Linked DNA regions of Homo sapiens: region 2 is linked to region 1. The links are chromatin contacts, found by Hi-C in ENCODE. All regions are on one chromosome and are shown on one strand. The core of a region is the stretch at or near the end of the contact, and the rest is flanking DNA. Distances in the headings are between cores, read along the strand shown.

The links. Hi-C counts contacts between places; a loop is a spot of excess contacts on that map. Pooled maps may share reads with other maps.
Region 2: a map of B cell shows a loop between it and region 1 (13-fold over the local background). The contact joins two enhancer-like sites. A Hi-C loop is called at or near these places in 1 of 168 maps with a recorded cell type or tissue (B cell), 2 of 37 single-sample maps with no recorded cell type and 1 of 50 pooled maps.

The regions. Positions count from the first base shown.
Region 1 is chr2:223,893,431-223,898,499 of GRCh38, forward strand. WDFY1 (WD repeat and FYVE domain containing 1) reads right to left here. Exons shown (of 12, transcript NM_020830.5): 7 at 2,074-2,200; 8 at 804-909. Among named protein-coding and RNA genes, the nearest start is that of WDFY1, 49 kb to the right of the region's middle. RefSeq lists enhancers at 2,298-2,357, 2,368-2,517, 2,528-2,587, 3,329-3,388, 3,509-3,708. Within about 2 kb of position 3,506, at least 5 of the 41 ENCODE cell types and tissues checked have a DNase peak (open chromatin) inside an H3K27ac peak, as active enhancers do; they include B cell, where a contact is called at or near this core.
Region 2 is chr2:226,902,882-226,908,140 of GRCh38, forward strand. It overlaps RHBDD1 (rhomboid domain containing 1), which reads left to right. Exons shown (of 9, transcript NM_001167608.3): 6 at 3,912-4,000. Among named protein-coding and RNA genes, the nearest start is that of RHBDD1, 69 kb to the left of the region's middle. RefSeq lists a silencer at 1,966-2,115. Within about 2 kb of position 3,415, at least 3 of the 41 ENCODE cell types and tissues checked have a DNase peak (open chromatin) inside an H3K27ac peak, as active enhancers do; they include B cell, where a contact is called at or near this core.

The DNA.
Region 1 (5,069 bases), core at 2,256-4,755:
GAAGTGGGAGGATCGCTTAAGCCTGGGAGGTTGAGGCTGCAGAGAGCCAAGATCATGCCACTGCACTCCAGCCTGGGTGACAAAGCAAGACCCTGTCTCAAAAAAAAAAAAGAGAGAGAGAGATTGTTTAGACAATTAGACTGTCTGTCTAAAGAACTGGAAGACAACTGAGAAGTCATTTCATTCCACAATTCCACTTTATGTAGGAGGGAACAGATACTTAGAGAAATTAAGGCACTTAACCAAATAAGGTCTCACAACTAGTTAGTGGCCGAACCAAGTTAGAAATTAGGTCACCTGAAAAGAATACTATGTCGACATGGCCTCAGTGAACTAGAACTCAATGGGAAGTAAAAGCAGAGAAATGGAAATATATTTTCCCAGAAACCTGTCAAGTGTTTAGCTATGTCCCTGACAGCAGTCACTGATGCATCTCTCAGGGTTTCCTACAGGAATGCTACGGGACCACAATGGTGCTTCGGAGGACCTCTATGCAGTCCAAATCACTGGATATGCCAGAAATCTGTCTCAAAGTGTTATCTCAGTGTATTGCTCAAGGCTGAGAACCAGCCTAAACGCTGATTGTATATACTGCATGTCATTGGTAGAAACTCTCAAATGAGCAGAGGAAGCAATGCAAAATGACACAAAGGACCTTGTCAGAAATAACCCATTAGCAGAAGGGGAAGCTGGGACTGTCTGCACCTGGACCAGCATTTACAGCTTGCGGGGTGAAAAGCCAAGAAGAAGCCAGGTTCCTGGGGGTCTCCCCCGATCAGCCTGGACTTGCCCTTGTCTCTTACCTCTTCTCTGCTAACATCCATGTTCCACACTGCAATTCCGCCGTCCGAGGAACAGGAGACGAGCTGCCTGGTGAGCTGAAGGTAGCACAGCGACTGCACCTTGTCACTGCAAACAGCACACACAACAGTCACTTGTCTCCATGCGGAAAAACACAGGAACTGTCTTCATTTAGGCTCAAATTGCTCTCCTCATTAAAATCAGCAAGTGGTATTTTACCACTGACTATTTAGCATGGTAAAATGAATTCTAGTATAAACTTTACTTGGCATTTTATAACTCATAATACAGAATGATACTTTCTATAAAATATATGACTACTTTCAAATCGGTCATTAAGAATTGTAGGCCAGAGATTTGATGAGGGCTATGGTTTTTGGGACCAATCAACATGATTTCCCTTTCAGATGCATAAGATTTACCTACTTGTTCAGAAACAAGAACGAAGGAGGTATAACTCCCCTACTGACCACAATTCATATGAACAAGGAGTCAAACACCACAAAGATCACTAGTGTGCACACACAAACACACACAGACACACACAGATGGGGTAAAGACCTCTGTCCCTCCTGCATGCCTGTCATACTACCCCTTAGGATGCCCAAGGAAACAAGCTCTTGGCCTGTTATACTTGTGTATAATATGTTTCCTCAGCTAATTTTCAGCTTGACTGTGATTATAGTAACAGCTGCAGCCTAGCCAAAAAGGAAAGAAAAGAAAGCAAGGTGAAGATGTATTTCTTTTTCTTTCAGGGCTACAGGGCAAGATCCTAAATATACAATGGTATCACTCAGGTGAATTCCACTGTCAAACTAGACAACATTTCTTAATTTAATATCTTTTAGAATAAAAAAACAAAGAACAAAAAACAAGTTAGGCTCCCAGCTCAACAACAGCTTAGTATCATGTTACATGCAACCTTCCATGGTCAAAGTCCTCACCTGCATCTCTATCCTATGCCTGCCTTAATCAGATATTTCAACAGGGTGACTCCTTGAGAGAAAAAGTGGCAAGTGCTCTTTGGACTAAGGAGGAAGAAAGCCCTGCATTTGTTTTTTTGTTTGTTTGTTTGTTTTGTTTAGTTTTTTGCTACTAAACATCAGACACTCGGGGCTGACAGAAAGCAGTTAAAAGTGAACTGAGCCCTATCAATGATAATTGCCATCTTAGAACGTGGGGTTTGCAGAAAGTGGTATCAGACTATTAATGCCTTTCACTAGCTCCCCACTAACTCGGATTCTTTCCCCACCCCCACAAGTGGTCACGCACTGATGGCCCTGAAGTAACAGCGTCCGGCCTTTCCTTCCTCCGATGTCCCACATGATGATGCTGTTGTCAGATGCTCCTGAGAAGAGTAACCGCTGAATAGGGTCCCACCAGAGGCAGGCGACACTACCTAGGGATTTGTGAGAGAGAGAGAGAGAGGGAGGCAGGGGAGAAGTAAAATATAACTCTACATCAGGACGTATACATTTGACAGCTGAAGACCAAACTAGGAGCAGCTGAGTCTTTAAGCAAAAAGGTATCTTCATGGTGTACAACGGGTCATTCAACCATGCTATCATGAGTCATACAGAAGACACAGCACCATTATCCACAGTCATAAGATTACAATTTTCAATTATGCATCAAACTACTTTGGGCCGGGCATGGTGACTCACACTTGTAATCCCAGCACTTTGGGAGGCCAAGGAGGGCGAATCACTTGAAGCCAGGAGTTCAAGACTAGGCCTGGCCAACATGGTGAAACCCTATCTCTCCAAAAAAACAAATTAGCCAGGCATGGTGGCAGGCGCCTGTAATCCCAGCTACTCGGGAGGCTAAGGTGGGAGAATTGCTTGAACCCAGGAGGTGGAAGTTGCAGTGAGCCAAGATAGCACCACTGCGCTCCAGCCTGGGTGACAGAGTGAGACTCTGTCTCAAAAAAAAAAAAAAAAAAAAAAAAAAAACTGCTTGTAATACAAAGATTTTTAAAGAAGTTTTTCGTTCTTCTGTGACAAAAATTACAAAGTAGCTTACATACAAAATGTTCAGAATGAAGAAAAAAATTGCTACTAATATTTAGTGACAAAAACCAGTAAAGTTTACTGTGTCCAACCTACACAAGATAAAAAATCTAGATTATTCTGGGTCTCTGGGACATGGCAGGTGTTTTACCCCAAGATGTCTATGTTTAAGCAAATTACATTAAGTACCACAGAAAAAAGTCTGTTGTACACTACATAATTATGCCAAGTAATTTATGTGAAAAATCTGAACTTCACATTTCATACTTTATATTGGCTAACTTATCAAATTTGAAACCCTTGGGGAAATCTTTCTTTCTACAGGTATATCTTTCAGTAGGTCCTTTCCTTGTTCATCGACTGCTGTTTGTCTAGAAGAAACATTAATCAACTTAGTAAAACTGAACCAGCCACACAAGCTAATAATAATTTTGGTAGGTATATAGAAAATTAATGATGCCATATTCAAAAGCAAACAGAAACTACTTTATCACATACACTTTCCAAAAACAGAACAAAAGTAGAAACAAATATTCTGCAAAGGCTTCAGGGGTTACTTTCACATGACTTTCGACCCTGTGTAATCTATGTGCCATCCATTTCAGTTAGAGGCTTAAGAGCAGATAAATACGGTCTTTCAGCATGAAAACCAGTACCCATTCTGGTAGTTACTAGAACCCATTCTGCCTTTAGCAACCCTGAAAAAACTGGCGAGCCTGGGGGTCATGAGAGAATTAGTCATAAACAGAAAGTGGTTTCTTCACGGGCCTCTGCTTTCCTGCCCAAAGCTATTTTAACTTGCTGTTCTCTTTTCTTCTTTTCCCCTACAGGGTCCTTGATTTGATATACTCCATTTCACCTAAATAGATTACATAGAAAGCATAGTGTACATTTATTATAACTTGTTACAACTGAAACGCTTACTATGGTCATAAATAAGTCCATCATTGATTCTTTCAGCAACTCCCCAGTTCTCCATAAACCAGATGGCCTCAAAGCTTGTACTTTGTGACATATATCAGAATGTGATCTTGTGATCTGTATGAAAACTGCAATCCATTACAGCTTAGCATCTGACATAGTTTAGACATGTGTCCCCTCTAAATTTCGCATATATATATATATATATATATATATATATATATATATATTTTTTAAGACGGAGTCTCTCTCTGTCACCCAGGTTGGAGTGCAATGGCATGATCTTGGCTCACTGCAACCTCTGCCTCCCGGGTTCAAGAGATTCTCCTGCCTCAGCCTCCCTGAGTAGCTGGGACTACAGGCACCTGCCAACGTCCAGCTAATGTTTTTTGTATTTTTAGTAGAGATGGGGTTTCGCCATGTTGCCAGGCTGGTCTCAAACTCCTGACCTCAAGTGATCTGCCCAACTCAGCCTCCCAAAGTGCTGGGATTACAGGTGTAAGCCAACGGGCCCAGCCTCTAAATTTCATGTTAAACTGTAATCCCCAATGTTGCAGGTGGGGCTTGGTAGTTGGCTCATGGGGGTGGATTTCTCACGAATGGTTTAGTGCCATCCCCTTGGTGCTCTCCTTGAGTCAGTAAATGAGCTCCCTTGAGATATGGTTGTTTAAAAGTGTGTGGCACCCCCACACCCCCACTCCTGCTTTTGTCATGTGATGTGCCTGTTCACACCTCACCTTCTGCTATGACTGTAAGCTTCCTAAGGCCCTCACCAGAAGCATGCCGGCACCATGCTTCCTGTACAGCCTGTAGATCCACGAACCAATTAAACCTCTTTTCTTTATAAATTACCCAGTCTTAGATATTTCTTTACTGCAATGCAAGAATGGCCCAATACAGCATCTAATGAAACCTCTTTATTACACATGTGTATGTGGCGAGTCACTCAATACAATCAATGGACTTTAAAAACCCCTCCACAGAGCTTCACCAACCCACTGCACTACAGAAATGAAATTCCACCCAGTAATTCTTTTCCCTCAGTCCCTACACAGGGTATGTTTCCCAAGCAGAGGCTGAACCAGCCCACACATTTCTTCTAATTGTATTTATCAGGTCTTGCTCAGGGGCTTAGAAACTGACAAATTTTTTTAAAGTAATAACAACAATTCTTCCAAAAGGTTTTTACCAGTTAGAAGTAATTTTAAAGGTCTTCCCAGCACAATAACTTATTTTATTTTTATTTCTATTTTTTTGAGACAGAGTCTCACTCTGTCACCCAGGCAGGAGTGTAGTGCTGTAATCTCGGCTCACTGCAACCTCTGCCCCCCAGGTTCA
Region 2 (5,259 bases), core at 2,165-4,664, 3.0 Mb after region 1:
TCATTTCACTGTATTGTACTCTAAATTGTAAATGAGATTCAAGATTAATTGTTTAATAGGTTGAAGTTTTAAATTGAAACTTCCTTCTATGTTATTTTATATCATATATGCTTCACCATGAAGGTTGATTTGAAACCAGAGTTTCAGAAATACCAATATTATTATATTCTTTTCATCTAAATTGAAGTTATTATTATTTTTTTAACTGGTCCTGGCCACTTCTTTGTATCTCTCAAACTGCCACTTTCTTTGTCATTTTTACAACTATTAATAGGTGGCCGATTGTACTGAGCCTGAGCATAGAATAAAATAAGTACAGTGGTCCCCCTTATCTGTGATTTTGCCTTCTGCATTTTTAGTTAGCCCCAGTCAACCTTGATCCAAAAACATTAAATGGAAAATTCCAGAAATAAGCCATTTATAAGTTTTAAATTTCACACTGCTCTGCATAGCATGGTGAAATCTCACCCCGTCTCACCCAGGACGTGAATCATCTCTTTGCCCCGTGTGTCCATGCTGTCTCTGCTACCCACCCGTGAGTCACTTAGTAGCTGTTATGATTATGAGATGAGAAAAGCATAGTATATATAAGGTTCAGTACTATCTGTGGTTTCAGCCATCCAGTTGGGGGTCTGCAGATAATGGGGGGTGACTATAGAATTTCTTAGCTTGGCTGGGGAGCTAAAAGCATAGTTCCTACTATTCTTGCCAGAAAATGGGAAAAAATGTTCAATCCCATAATTTTATTATATGAAGTAGTGACACGGACAGGAGGCAGAAACAGTGGGTAGAAGAGGGCGGTTCCCAGCAAAGGCCCCACCCTCAAGCCTGGAAACCCACAGCCCTAAATGGGAACAGGCATTCCTGTTTTTGCATCCAAAAGCTGCCTATTGGCCCACCACACCCCCCTCTCCTGTATCCATATAAACCTGAGACCCCAGGCTCCAGAAGGAGACAAGGAGATGAACAGAAGAGCAGAAGAATAGCAGAACGGCGCAACAGAGAGAAGGAGCATCTGAATGCTAAGAGGGAGTTTACCTGGACATGATCGGAGAGGAGATATGTCACTGGACAGCCAAACTCCAGGGGAAGACCATCTTCCCACTCCATCCTTCTTCCACCTCCCCATCCATCCCACTGGGAGCCACCTCCATCACCCAATAAAAGCCCCACATTCATCCTTCAAGTCCACGTGTGATCTGATTTTTCCTGGATGCCAGAGAAGAAACAGGGAAACAGAAAACTTTCACACTGGCCCTCTGCCTTTGTGGAAAGGCAGAGGGTTCACTGAGCTGTCTAACCCTTAAGCTGCCTGTGGACCGCAAGGTTAAAAGAGCGCACTGTAACACACACCCACTTGGGTTTCAGGAGTCGCAGATACACACCCCTGGACGTTGCCGTGAGGCTGAAGCCTAGGGGCACTCATCCCAGCTCCTGCACCTGCCCATCTGTGTGCTCCCCTTCCCGTAAGGGGTTTAAGCATGCACGGTCACCAAACAGACAAGTTACACCACTGTGGCACATCCTGCAAGCGGGGGGGGAGGGGGGTCAGGGAACTCCTGTTTCAGTAGATATATCTGATGAAAATAATGCTCTCCTGAGGGGATGATCGTGTATGTGGTGTGTGTGCGTGTCTGTGTGTGTGTGCACGCGCATGCATGTGCCATGACTTTTAGCACGTGTGCATGTATGTGAGGGCTTGTCTGGGCAATAGTGTCATTTAGTCAGCTAATGGGAACAAGCATCAATGCTGTTCTCTTTACAAGGCTCCTGTTTGTCTCTTTCTTTCAAGTGTTCCTCATTGCATGTTCTTTTCCTGAGAGCCAGCGAGTCTTTTCATAGCTTGGAGACAAAGAAAATTACTCAGAACCATCTTGCTTGTGGTGTTTCAGGGAATCTCCCCTAGGCTGCTGCCATAGTAGGCGAAATGTATTGGTTTTGACTCTGAGTCTCGTGTAGGTTACCAAATGGCGGATTCTTAGCTCTGTGATTGCCGTGGCTCAGCAAGCACCCTGAGCTGAACATCTAGTGGTTTTAACTTACCTCCTGTTGGTCTTGGTGAAACGGTCCTGGCACACTTGAGCCATTTACTCAACATATCCTTGAGTGCCTCTCATGTGCCTGGCCCTGTCCTGGGTGTTTGGAATACATATGTAAAAGCCACATAAAGGCTATGTTCTTGGAGTCTCCATCAGGCTCTTTCATAACTTTCAGTTTCCCACCTTCTGGAATGAGAGGTCACTATTCCAGGCTGTGGGAATGCGTTCATTTGCTTGGCTTTTTTTTTTTTTTAAGCTTCTAATTTTGTATAATGTATGAATGAGACACCATTGCTGCCCTCAGGGAGTTTGTGTGTGACAGAGAGAGACGGACAGGCAGGCAGACGTGTAAGTACTGTGCCACCAGCAGACTGGCTTCGTGCCAGAATAAGGTAGGAGCCTCAGCTCTGAGGGGAGGCAGGAGAAGGAAAGAACGGCTCTTCAACTGGGGTGGCATTTTTTGACAGAGGTGCTGTTTGGCTTAGCCTATGGTCAGAGAGTGCTTGGGGGATGTGACAGTGGGGCATGTGGGAATGGAGGTAGTAGACGATGAGGTCTCCACCCTCTGACTTTGCAGAGATGGGCAAGGCCAAGTGTTGGAAGGGCTTAAACACACACCGGAGTATTCTGTGAGAACCAGTGGATTTCAGAGGATGGCAATGACACCACTTGCCTTCTGCCTCAGGAGGATAACTGATGGCCGTGTGTGGGATGCACTGGAGAGCAAGAGCTGGCTTGCAGGGAGACCAGCTGGATGATTTTCTTTCATTTATTTTATTCATTCAACACACATTCATCTGGGGTTCACTCTGTGCCCAACACTGGGCATTTCCAAATAGTCCAGATGGCAGTAAGCATGGTTGTGGCAGTAGGAATGGGAAGGCTGGGAGGGGTATGAGAGGCATTACAAACGGGAAGTGGGAGTGGCACCCCAGAAAAGTCTAGTTTAAGGTGCTAGTGGATGTGTGCATGTGTGCGCGGGGGTGTCTAGAGGGTGGCGGGCAGCTGGAAATTGAGGTCAAGTGCTTAAAGAACAACTCGTTGTGTAGGACCCCCCCCTTTGTGGTAACAGCAGAGGTTTTTGAGAATCGCCAGTAATTTCTTAAACTCAGGCTGGTTGGGAGGTCATTCAGCCAGGGAACTCCACAAAGAGTGTTGCCACTTGGGTCAAAGTAGACCTCTGAAAATAAATCTTACAAGTAATTGCTGGTTTTAGATGCCAGTTTAAGAAGAGTTAAACCACTGTCATGCCCTAACGCAAACACTTTCATGCCCTAACTCATCTTTCAAGTTTGAAATTTAAATGTATGTTTCTTTGTTCTGAGTGACTGAAACATACACATGAAGACAACTTTGGTGGATGCAGGTGGGCATCTCAGTTCCTTTTGCTGAGTTTCACTTGCTCTCTGCTTCACTCATCCATGGTGTAGAAAACTGCAGCAGTCTGCCCTGCCATAACACAGATAGACATCATCCCTCACAATGGCTGGATAATTCCAGATTTAATGCCAAACAGAGAAAACTGATTTTATTTATGTTTTGTGATAAGAGGTACAGAAAAAAAACGGAAAGCGATGTAATGACTTGTCTTGACCAAATGCTTCCACTGCTCTGGAGGAGACAACCCACTTCCCCTGGTTAAGGAGGGGTGTTGCGTTTTAAACATGTGGTGGTTGTTATTCATTGTACTTTTTTTTAAGGTAGGAGATGTTGTTCTTTGGACTGAGTTAAATGCTGCTTAGCATAAAAGACTTGATGTGGAACAAAGCCTGCAGACTGTGACTATTTGACATGCACTGGGCTAATGAGAAGACAGAATGTCTCTAATCAGCAGCAGAACAAACACTCACAAAGGGTCTCCTTCCCTCCTAGGACTTCCTTCGCTGGGCATCTGGCTGGGATTCTTGTTGGACTAATGTACACTCAAGGGCCTCTGAAGAAAATCATGGAAGCATGTGCAGGTACAGAATAAAACACCTTTGGCATGACAACAGCTTGGAAGTTCATGTTAATTTTAATGTGAACAGAAGCAACCCCAAGTTTCCCTGTGGTTCAGCTCAAGAATTCCCTAATATGCCTGTTTTTCTTTTTAAACCGAAAGGTAAAACAACCAGTGCAGTTCCTTACATTGCTCCACAAAAGAGGCTGCAAACTTAAATTTCGAATCTGATACTTTCTTAGGGGACAAATATCAGTATATATTTATACCCTCAACCTTAATGCTACCCGCAGAAAACCACGATTTCCTAAAGAATGCAGAGAACTAAAGTGCCTTTAAAATAATGCATTCTTCTATAATAGTCCATGAATTAATATACGTGCAAGGCAAAGGTGAAAAAGAAAACAAAGCCTGGACTGAAGTGCATGGCCAGTATTTTAAAGAATTCAGACTGATGACCGGGTCCTTGGTGGATGAGCCATATATTCATGCATGGCGAAACCAAGTCTGTTATTGCTTGAAGCTTAGCTCCTGCTTTTTTTAATTTTGTTTTTCCCTTCAAATTGATACTCAATGAAAATATTTCATTTAGAAATACTTGTATTTTTTAGACCTCTTAATTTTCAATGCGATTCTCATTTTGACTTGTAAGAAAACTGGTTTGCAAACACTTGTTTTATAGACTGAGTTCCACTATTTCATCTTTTATTCATGGGAAGTCTTCTGAGACTATTTTACCTTTTCTTGAACCATAAATAATTTGTTTCACAGTTTGTGCTGATGACTGGTATTCTTGAGAACCATATAATATTCATGATAGTAGAAAGCTTTCCAGGCACTGCACTGGCACCTTTATTAGCAGGTCGTGTTCACTTTTGGTTGATTTTTACAGGCTGTGTTGCATTTAAGCAGATCCTCATTTTCCCACGTTTGCTTATTAATGTGTTTCCACTGTACGTACTTAGAGGAGGCAGTGGGAGCTTCATTTATTGAAAATGTCCAGTTTTATTGTATTTTCAATACAATTTAATACTCATTAGTACTGATAAAAGAGATGATTCTCGGGAGTTTAATGTCTTGTTTCTTTTTTCTGTGTCTCATGATGAAGCGGTTAGTAAAGCTTTTTGCAGACATGTTATGAAATTTAAGCAAGTGCTTTGTTTAATTTTTAAAGAGGATTTTCCCCTAATTATAATATTTAAACTCTTAGTTTTAAAAGCCTTAAAAAATAAGTGGTGACTTATTTCTACACCACTCCATTTTCAAAGTAATAAATACAAT